2 separate regions of the Homo sapiens genome follow, and region 2 is linked to region 1. A link is a contact called in ENCODE Hi-C or POLR2A ChIA-PET data. All regions are on one chromosome and are shown on one strand. Each heading gives the region's core, a stretch centred on a gene start or an enhancer-like site at or near the end of the contact. The rest is flanking DNA. Distances are from core to core; before and after follow the strand shown.

The links. Hi-C counts contacts between places; a loop is a spot of excess contacts on that map. ChIA-PET counts read pairs that join two places held with the same protein, here RNA polymerase II (POLR2A). Pooled maps may share reads with other maps.
Region 2: a pooled map shows a loop between it and region 1 (2.4-fold over the local background). The contact joins two enhancer-like sites. A Hi-C loop is called at or near these places in 1 of 50 pooled maps. POLR2A ChIA-PET finds 5 or more read pairs at or near these places in 5 of 52 experiments (CD4-positive, alpha-beta T cell, Caco-2, IMR-90 and 2 more).

The regions. Positions count from the first base shown.
Region 1 is chr2:96,319,724-96,325,119 of GRCh38, forward strand. No RefSeq gene overlaps it. Among named protein-coding and RNA genes, the nearest start is that of ITPRIPL1, 2.9 kb to the right of the region's middle. RefSeq lists an enhancer at 1,102-1,211 and a silencer at 2,162-2,421. Within about 2 kb of position 2,233, at least 15 of the 41 ENCODE cell types and tissues checked have a DNase peak (open chromatin) inside an H3K27ac peak, as active enhancers do.
Region 2 is chr2:96,836,174-96,841,012 of GRCh38, forward strand. ANKRD23 (ankyrin repeat domain 23) reads right to left here. Exons shown (of 9, transcript NM_144994.8): 4 at 4,614-4,739; 5 at 4,243-4,341; 6 at 4,059-4,157; 7 at 3,824-3,922; 8 at 3,554-3,652; 9 at 1,739-3,471. The coding sequence ends at 3,376. It also overlaps a transcript of CNNM3 not described here. Among named protein-coding and RNA genes, the nearest start is that of ANKRD23, 5.4 kb to the right of the region's middle. RefSeq lists enhancers at 1,152-1,708, 1,709-2,263 and silencers at 3,403-3,462, 3,603-3,702. Within about 2 kb of position 3,283, at least 4 of the 41 ENCODE cell types and tissues checked have a DNase peak (open chromatin) inside an H3K27ac peak, as active enhancers do.

The DNA of each region.
Region 1 (5,396 bases), core at 983-3,482:
AAGTGATTGGGACAGATGGTAGACAGAATCTACTCATATCTTTCAAATCCCTATTTAATCAAGAGCACCTATGTTTTATCCTCCCAACAGTACAAGTGCTACATTGAGAGGAGAAAAACTATAAAGAAATATACAATAAGCAAATAATACACATTGATATGCTATTCAGATTTTTTTTCCATTTTGTGGAGAACGGGGTCTTGCTATGTTGCCCAGGCAGGTCTCAAACTCCTGAGTTCAAGCTATTTTCCTACCTCTGCCTCCTTAAGTGTTGGGATTACAGTGTGAGCCACCGTGCCCAGTGCTATTCTTTTTTTTTTCTTTCTTTTTCTTTTTTTTTTTTTTCTGAGACAAAGTCTTGCTCTTTTGCCCAGACTGGAGTGCAGTGGCACAGTCTCAGCTCACTGCAACCTCCGCCTCCTGGGTTCAAGTGATTCTTCTGCCTCAGCCTCCCCAGTAGCTGGGATTACAGGCACCCACCACTACACCCAGCTAATTTTTGTATTTTTAGTAGAGATGGAGTTTCACCATGTTGGCCAGGCTGGTCTTGAACTCCTGAGCTCAGGCAATCTGCCCGCCTCGGCCTCCCATAGTGCTGGGATTACAGGCATGAGCCACCGCACCCGGTCCAGATTTATTAAGCAATAGTGGTGCATTTCATGCACAGGTATCAGCTAGTCTAGTAATAATTCTCCTCCACAAATCATTGGGAAAAAGGCGGCAATTTTGTACTTTTCCTTTATGTTCAGAAGCATCAGCAATATACAACTCAATGTCTACACAGGTCTTTGTTACACAGCATGAGTCACAAAATGTTTGCCACCAGAGCAGGATAAGTTTTTGAGCTTGTAATAGCAAGAAACTGGTTTGAAGAAAATCTTGCAGTTATAAAATAAAGTGATTTTTTTTGAAATGTGTTGTTGAGAGAAGTGATTTGTCATGTAGTTATTTATTGTATCAGTTATTTTGCCTGGTTACCCTGATATCCCACCTCTAACCTCAAAACTAAACATTTTATTTGAGATCTGTTTATTTGCTTCTCTGATTCTTGGCCATATATCTAATTTCTACATCCTCTTGGTCAGGATTTCGTGTGCATCTTAAGCTTGCTTCCGGTAAGTTATCCCCAACTGCCAAACATCTTATACAAAAAGAAGGTACAGTCTCTATCCCACCGCAAACTCTCTCCTATTTCTCATAGCTGGATCATCCTGTCACTCACTCATTTCATAACACTTAGCACTTGCACACCAGGAATTAAGCTAGGTCTAATTTTGGTCTTTGCCCTTAAGGATCCCAGTGTGATGCTGTAAGGACCCAGTGAACACTGTTGAGCCCAGGAGCGAGGTGACTAATCCGTGAGCCAGGTGCTCTAAATATACAGTAAAGGGCCATTTAATTTTTGCACCAACCTTAAAAGAGAAGGACTTTTGTCGTCATGTTTGCCAGATTAGGAAGCTGAGGCTCAGGGAGGTTCGGAACCTTGCCGGACCGAGTTGGCAGGAGGCGAGACGAGGCTCTAAGCCCTGCTCCCAGAGCTCTTTCTCCCCCATCAAGCTGCGTCCACGCGGTTAGGAAGCATCGCTTGGGCCCTGGGGGATGGGCAGCGGCAAAGGAGAGCTTTTTCCTGTCCGCTCGGGGAAGAGCGCCCAGGGGAAAGGGGTTGTGGGTCCCGGCACGCGGCACTACGCTCCCCGTCCCCCGCCTCGTCTTTCTTCGGCTCGGCCCGTGGGGCTTCCGCCGCCCTGGGCTTGCAGCTGGGACTCATTTCCAGATCGGTCGAAGGCAGGTCTTCCTTCTAGGGACCGGTAGCTCAGAGGAAGGACCGGCGGCAACCGCTGCCCTGTCCGAAAGTGCGTCTCCTTTTTCATTCCGAAATGAAATTCGTAGTTGGTTAAAACGGGGCTTGCCAGCACGATTTACAAACAAGACGAGCGCTCGCTGCAATCACATGAGGAGAAAAGGAAAGGACTAATTCATAATGCGGTCACTAGAGCCTCGATGTGCCCAGGGGAGCGCCCGCCGAGCGCCAGCGGGAACAGCGCATCGCGGACGCTGCAGGGAGTGTGGCCCCTCCGCAGGCGCGTGCACAGGCTCGCATTCTGGAGGGCAGCGCATCTCAGCCGTGCGCCCGGTCCTTGCCACCCCAAACTCCGGCAGCGAACAACGCGTCCTGGGGGCGGCCCCGCGGCTGCTCTTGGAGGCGGCGGAAAAGGCGCGTCCGCGGCTTGGGGGACGGAGGCGGGGTCGGGGGCGAAGGGAGGCGGCTCCTGGGGCCCAGAAAGCTGGCGAGGATGAGGAACCTCCCCCCACCTCCACTCCCAGCTCTCCGAACCGTGAAGACACTGCCCCGGCGCAAAGCGTCTCTAGCGGTCCTAGGCGCACCTGTTTCTGTAGAAAACGTGTTTTGTGCTCACGAGGCACACGAGGGAGGGCTTTGGGCACACAGCCCATTCATACGCTGGACACTGCATGTTTATTTTTGTGAAAAGAATACCTCCTTATTGCTAGACACCTGCAATCAATCCCTCCACCCTCAGAAGATCACTGTAAACATTTAGGGATCCACCCTTTGAAACTTTTCCGAGGCATGTGATGCACAGACACACACACATAATGGGAGTAAGCCATAGCATGTTCTTTTTTTTTTTTTTTTCTTTTTTTGAGAAGGAGTTTTATTCTGTTGCCCAGGCTGGAGTGCAGTGGTGCGATCTCAGCTCACTGCAACCTCCACCTCCCGGATTCAAGCGATTCTCCTGCCTCAGCCTCCTGAGTAGCTGGGATCACCGGCATGCACCACCACGCCCAGCTAATTTTTTTTTTTTTTTTTTGTATTTTTAGTAGAGACGGGGTTTCACCGTGCTGGCCAGGCTGGTAGCTGGGATCACAGGCATGCACCGCCACACCCAGCTAATTTTTTTTTTTTTTTTTTTGTATTTTTAGTAGAGACGGGGTTTCACCATGCTGGCCAGGCTGGTCTCGAACTCCTGACCTCAGGTGATCTGCCTGCCTCGGCCTCCCAGAGTGCTGGGATTACAGGCGTGAGCCATCGCGCCTGTCCAGCAACCACTTTTAAAACAAATCCTTAACCATGAACACACATTTTTAAGCATATGGTTTTACAGATGCTGGTGAAAATGGGGAGAAAAGGGAACTCTGATATGCTGTTGGGTAAACTAGCACAGCTGCTATGGAGAATAACATGGAGGTTCCTCAGAAAACTACAAGTAGAACTACTCACATGATCTAGCAATCCCATTACTTAAAATCTATCCAAAGGAAAGGAAATCATTATATCAAAGAGAAATCTGCACCCTCATGTTTATAGCTGCACTATTCAGAATAGCCAATATGGAATTGACCTATGTGTCCAACAATAGATGAATGAATAAGGAAAACGTGGTATATGTACACAATGGAATGCTATTTGGCCATAAAAAAAAATGAAATCCTGTCATTTGCAGCAACTTGGATGGAATTGGAGGATATTAAGTGAAATAAGCCAGGCACAGAAAGATAAACACCACATGTTCTCAGTCACATGTGGAACCTAGAAAAAGTTGATGTAATAGAAGTAAAAGGTAGAACAGAGGATGCTAGAGGCTGGGAAGGGGAGGGGAAGGTGGTGATAGGGAGGGATTTGTTAAAGGATTCAAGATTATAGCCAGATGGGAGGACTAAGTACTAGGGTTTCACACCACTGTAGGTTGACTACAGTTAACAATAATAGACCAGGCATGGTGGCTCATGCCTGTAATCCCAGCACTTTGGGAGGCCAAGGTGGGCAGATTGCTTGAGCTCAGGAGCTCGAGAACATGGTGAAACCCCCACTCTACTAAAATACAAAAAAATTGCCGGGCTTGGTGGTGTGTGCCTGTAATCCCAGCTATTTGGGAGGCTGAGGCAGGAAAACTGCTTGACCCAGGAGGTGGAGGTTGCAGTGAGCTGAGATGGTGCCACTGCACTCCAGCCTGGGTGACAGAGCAAGACTCCGTCACACACACACACAAAATAATAATAGTAATAATATATAGTTTCAAATAGCTAGAGGGAGGATTGAACCTTCCCAACACAAAGAAATGATAAATGTTTGAGATGATGGATATGCTAATTACCCTAATCTGAAATTATACATTGTATGTATGAAACATGACTGTGCACCCTATGAATATGTACAATTATTATTTGTTAATTAAAATAATACAACTTTAAAACACATGGTCTTAAACATTATCGTTTTTGCACACTCTGAAGCATATATTTTGCATCCTGACATCATGTCATAAGTGAAAAGATAAGAGACTTTCATTATTACTGCTCCAAATGCATGAATGCTCAATAACCTGTGATCTATTTTTCATAATTCACATTTATAAAAAGTAACTTTGGAACTTCAGTCATTGTCAGCTAGCAGACAGTTTTTCCTGCTCCACAATTAAATAAGTCAGTATTCTTGGAAGTATTGTACAAGTTGTTTGGGAGCTCCCTACACATTGCCACTGGATAAGAAGACCTGAAACCCAGCCATGTGTGATGGCTTACACATATAATCCCAGCATTTTGGGAGGCCGAGGCGGGCAGATCACCTGAGGTCAGGAGTTCGAGACCAGCATGGCCAACATGGTGAAACCCCGTCTTTACTAAAAATACAAAAATTAGCTGGACATGGTGGCATACACCTGTGGTCCCAGCTACTCAGTAGGCTGAGGCAGGAGAATCACTGGAACCTGGGGCGGGTAGGCTGCAGTGAGCCAAGATGGTGCCACTACACTCCAGCCTGGGTGACAGAGCGAAACTCTTTCTCAAAAACAAACAAACAAATAAAAACCCTGAAACTTGTCTTTCAGCAGAGGGATTTTAGTGAGTTAGTATCAAGGGGTCATCACTTCCTTTTCTTCTTGGATAGCTGACACAAGACAGGAAGACTAAGGGCTCTTTCTGATATCTGAAGATCCCTTTCAGGAAACCCATTCTGTTGTGTTTCTTAAGGTGTGATAAAGCTTGTCCAGCCTCCACACCGTATAAAGTTCTCCTTTATACACCCATGTATCAGCAGAGCTGCCCTGTAGGTAGGATTCTTACTCCCACGTGGCCAGTGAGTAGCAAGCAAGGCCCCAAGTAAGGTCTTTGGGTGCTGTCTGTTCTTTCATGAGAGTCACTTTGATATGAGAAAGGGGTTGGGGAAAGATGCCTGAGTCTGGGCGTGGGCTGGGAGGGAAGCACATTTAGGGTGCTGAAACCACATCTTATTTCGTGTGCCATTTTGCTCAGGGCCAGCCCGAAGTGAGAATGGCTTTTCTCGGTCAATTCCTAGTTTTGCCACCATCATCCTTACACCCGAATCCTAGTAAGTCTGTTCTCCACTGAACTGAGCTGAGTGCAGCTGACAGCAGGCA
Region 2 (4,839 bases), core at 2,033-4,532, 520 kb after region 1:
CTGGACTCAAGCAGTTCTCCCTCTTCAGCTCCCCATGTAGATGGGACTATCACCACACCCAGCTAATTTTTTTTTTTTTTTTTTTTGAGATGTAGTTTCACTCTTGTTGCCCAGGCTGGAGTTCAATGGCGTGGTCTCGGCTCACTGCAACCTCCGCCTCCCAGTTCAAGTGATTCTACTGCCTCAGCCTCCCGAGTAGCTGGGATTACAGGCATGTGCCACCACGCCTGGCTAATTTTGTATTTTCAGTAGAGATGGGGTTTCTCCATGTTGGTCAGGCTGGTCTCAAACTCCTGACCTCAGATGATCTGCCCGCCTCAGCCTACCAAAGTGCTGGAATTATAGGCATGAGCCACCATGCCCAGCCTATGCCCAGCTAATTTTTTATAGAGATGGGGTTTCACCATGTTGCCCACACCTGGTCTCAAACTCATGAGCTCAAGTGATCTGCCTGCCTCAACCTCCCAAAGTACTACAATTACAGGTGTGAGCCACCGTGCCCGGCCATCTTTTCACCCTCTTAACAGGGTTTTATACAGAGCAAAAGTTTTCAGTTTTGATAAAGTCCACTTTACTGATATTTCCTTTATGGACTGTTGCTTTTAGTGTTGCATTTAAGAACAACTCTACCTAGTCTTAGATCCCAAAGGTTATCTGTTTTTTCCTAAAAGAAGTTTTATAGTTTTAAATTTAAGTATGCATGTGAGCCATGTTAATTTTTGTATAATGTGTAAGACTTAGGCTAAAGTTCTTTTTTTTTAATCCTATAGCTGGTCCAGCTGCTCCAGCACCGTTTGTTGAAAGGCTGTCCTTCCTCCATTGAATTACTTTTGCACCTTAAAGTCAGCTGGGCATATTTGTGTGGTCCTGTTCCCGTGATGATCTCGGCTCTGTCGATCTGTGTGTCTGTGCCTCTGCCAGCATTGCACTCTTGGTTCACATAGCTATATAGTAGATCTTGAAATCAGCTGGACTGATTCCTCCTCTCACTCTATTCTTTTTCAAAATATTTTTGCTATAAATTTGTATATGAATTTTAGAATAACCTTGTCTACATCTACAAAACATCTTCTAGGATTTTGATAGGAACTGCATTTAACCTGTATGTTAATTTGAGGAGAATTGATATCTTTACTGTATTCTGTCTAGCAATCCATGAACATGGCATGTCTATTTAAATCTTTGATTTCATCACGTTTTATAATTTTCAGCATACAAGTCCTTGCATATTTTGTTAGATTTAAACCGAAGTATTTCCCTTTTTCAGCAATTGTAAACAGTACATATTTTTAACTTTTGTGTCTACATGTTCATTTCTAGGAGGTAGAAACAGGTTTTTGTGTGTTTATCTTGCACCCGAGATTTTGCTGGACTCCCTAGTTGTCTGCTTTCTGTAGATTCCTAGGATTTCCCACATAGACAAGCATGGCCTCTGCATGAGAATACCTGGATCCTCCCCTCAGGGCTTCTGACTTAGGGTCTGGACATCAGGACTTTTTAAACCTTCCTGGTGATTCTGATAAGCAGCTGAGGTGGAGAACCACTGCTCTTTGACCTTGTCGTCAGTGAGCAGAGGTGCCTTAAGCACAAAAGCCTAGTGCCAGGACCCCGCATCCCGCCCACTCTGCACTCGGCCTATCTTGCTGTCGGCCGGCATGGCTAACAGGCGTGGGCCCTATCAGACAGTCCCTGGTGACTGAAGCATGGGCTCCTCTCGGCCCAGGAAAGACGGCTAGGCTGTAATGGATAGCCAGTTTTAATGAACAGAGGATACTGATTGGTATAAAAAGGTGTGTTTGTCACTGAGGTGTCCTCATTTTCTAGATGAGGAGTTGTCTTCTCCATGGTCTTGAACGCCTGCTTCGCCATGGCACCAGCGTCTGGGTGCACGCTGGCTGTCGCCACAGGGCAGGAGCTGCTCATGGAAAGGTGTGTGCCCCTAGTGTGCAGCACTGGTCAGCTTTTCCACATAGTAACAACAGCCTTGTTCTGGGCCTGAGAAGGCCCCCAAAGGTAGACGAAAAGGAACCATGGCCAAATGCCTATCAATCAGCCCGGTACCTAATGTAACCCAGGACCCATGTGAGGGAGGCTGAGCCTTCACCTTTCAGCCCTTCCCTCAGCATGTGGTTCTCAGTTTAGGGCAGAGCTTCTTAAGATTCACTTTCTGGCGTTTAGGGGCCCAGCCCCACCAGCAGTACAGGCCTACACCAGTGTAATTTGAAACGTACAGACGGTGGAAGAGGAAGTCTAGGGAGCTTGGGTCCTTAGACCACCAGGGAGCAGGGAAGGGATGGGAAGGGCTGGGGGGCGGCGGGGGCTCACCTTCCTCTGCTTCCCTGTGGGCTGGGTTCAGAGCTCCTCAGTGTCCTGGCCTCCCAGGTGGGATCAAGCAGGGTGGGTGCAGCTGCAGCGTTCCAGGCAAGAGCTCAAGCTCCAGTACCAGGAACATAAGGGGACATAAGGGCCTCAGGCAAACTAGGGTTACGGGCCACTGCCCCAAGAGTTGAGTGGGCCACAAGCAATCCCCAGTGCCCAGGCGCTTCCCCATGAGAGCCGCCAGCAGGCAACGGTGTGCCAGGCCGGCCTGAGCGGGGCCAGTACACAGTGGGTGCGAGGCTTCTCTCAAATGCGCGCTCCAGCTCATCAGTCTTAGGGCTTCTGAGGCAACCTAGTGGGTCCTGGACTTCTGTTGCTGTGGGGCCTCAAACCTGTTGAGTAGCCACCTCAGATGACCAGAACCCACCTCCAGAGTTCCTATGACCAAAGTTGTCTAGAGCCGCTCCGGACACTGCCAGGGTTGCTACTGACAGGAATGGGGTCCCCAGAGAAAGCCATGCCCACAGGCATCCACCAGCTGCAGACAGGCCCGGCCCCTGCATGGCCTGCCTTGGCTGCACCTTGTACATCCTGGATGGCATCTGCCGGCCACGGGCTGAGTCCCCACACACACAGACTGGCCCTGGAGAGAGCAAGGCAAGCCCCCTAACCTGGGACAAGTGGACACTGAGGACTCCCAGACCCAGCCCTGGGTGGCTCCAGCTTGGGACTGCTCCCTTAAGGCTCGTTCTTGGCCCTCACTCTCCTCCCCTTCCTGGCCCTCATCTGGACCCGCGCTTTCTGCTGCCTTGTGGTCCTCTGCTCCAGCCCTGGGAGGGAACGCGGCTCCCCTGACACTCGAAGCCAGGGAGGCCTCTCTCTTTGCCTGCTGGGCCCGGTGCCGCTCTTCAGTTCTGCCAGGGCTGCTGAGGCGGCACAGGCCAGAGAGGGAGGAACCAGGGCTGAGGGCAGGAACCACAGAGGTGCAGACGCGGGGGCGGGGCACAGGATGGAATGGTGGCAGTGCGAAAGGCGCGGCGGGGGGCGGTGCTGCGGTCAGCACCGGGTGCGGGGATGCGCCACGTGGGCCTGCAGGGCCTCCCGGATGCCGCGCTGCCAGTCTCGAGCCAGCTGCACCGGGGTCACGGAGGCCTGGGAGCAACGGTGTGGGTCAGTCCCTTGCAGGCGCTCCACCCGCCCTCGGGTCAGGAGCCAGGGCTGCGCCCACACTCACCGCGTTCCGCACCCCCAGCTCGGCCCCATAGAGCAGCAGTAGCTTCATGGCTTTGTAGCTGCCGTGCCGCACGGCCTCGTGCAGAGCCGTGTCCCCTTCCTGCTGAGAACGCAGGCAGTCAAGCTTCTGCCTCCGCGTGCTGCCCTCCTCATGCAGGAAGGTCAGGGCTGCTGTCACCGAGCAGACAGCACCTCTGGTCCTGGCTGGGGCTCCTCAGTCCCTGCTCCTCTGGAGCTGTCCGAGCCGGAAAAGACCAAGCGCCTGCCTTACCTTATCCTGTGCGTTCAGGTGGGCGCCACACTCGATGAGGTGCTCCAGGCAGTCGGGGTGCCGGGTGCGCACTGCCACGTGCAGGGGGGTGCTCCCGATCTGAGAGCAAGTGGGGGTCAGTGCTGGGTCTGGATTGGTGAGGCCTCCCTAACCCATGGGACTACGTGCTCTCTTCTCCAGGAACAGCGTCTGCTCCCGTGTTCCCGACAGGCCCCCAAAGCACCGTGCCCCTCACCTTGTCCCGGGCATTGACCCGGGCTCCCTGGTTAAGCAGCTGTTTGAGGATGACCAGATGTCCTCCGCGGCAGGCCCAGAACACAGGTGTCCTGTCCAGCTGCAAAACAAAAGCACCCAAGCACTCAGCTGCTGGGATGTGAAGCTGGGCGTCGACCAGAGGCTGGGCCTTTCCCCATCCTCACCAAGTCTCGCGCGTCCACTGTGGCACCTGCCACCAGCAGCTTGTTCACCAGCTGGCTGTGACCCTTCAGACAGGCCCAGTGCAAGGCGGTGCGGTGGAGCTGAGGGCAGAGATGGAAGATTAGGCAGAGGGAGTGCAGCCACCCCTAGAGACCCCACGCGGTCCCCTTCCCAGGGCCAGGTCCCTGAATGGAATTGCCACTTCCCCCACCACGCGATGGGCCGCTCCCTCTCCTCCGTCTGCAGGTGCCACTGGATTCATGCCCATAAGAGTGAAAATCCCTGCAGCCTCCTAGGCCAGGACTTGAACACACTGAAGGCAGCGCTCCTGCAGCTGCAGCTGCTGCCAGCCGACTCACCCAACCTGTGCTACCTTGTCATGGGCATTGGGGTCCCCTCCGTCTGTCAAGTACTTGTCAATCAGGTACTCCTGGTTCTCAGCAGCTGCCTTCAGGAACATCTCCAGGCCCACAGGCTCCACCTGGGCCTGGGACTGCGGCTGGTTCAGTTGAAGACAAGACCAAATCACTCCCGAAGGCCGCAGGTGCCCAAGATGTCACAGCTTCACCAGTCTGGCCCACGGGTCCCATGCAGCCCAC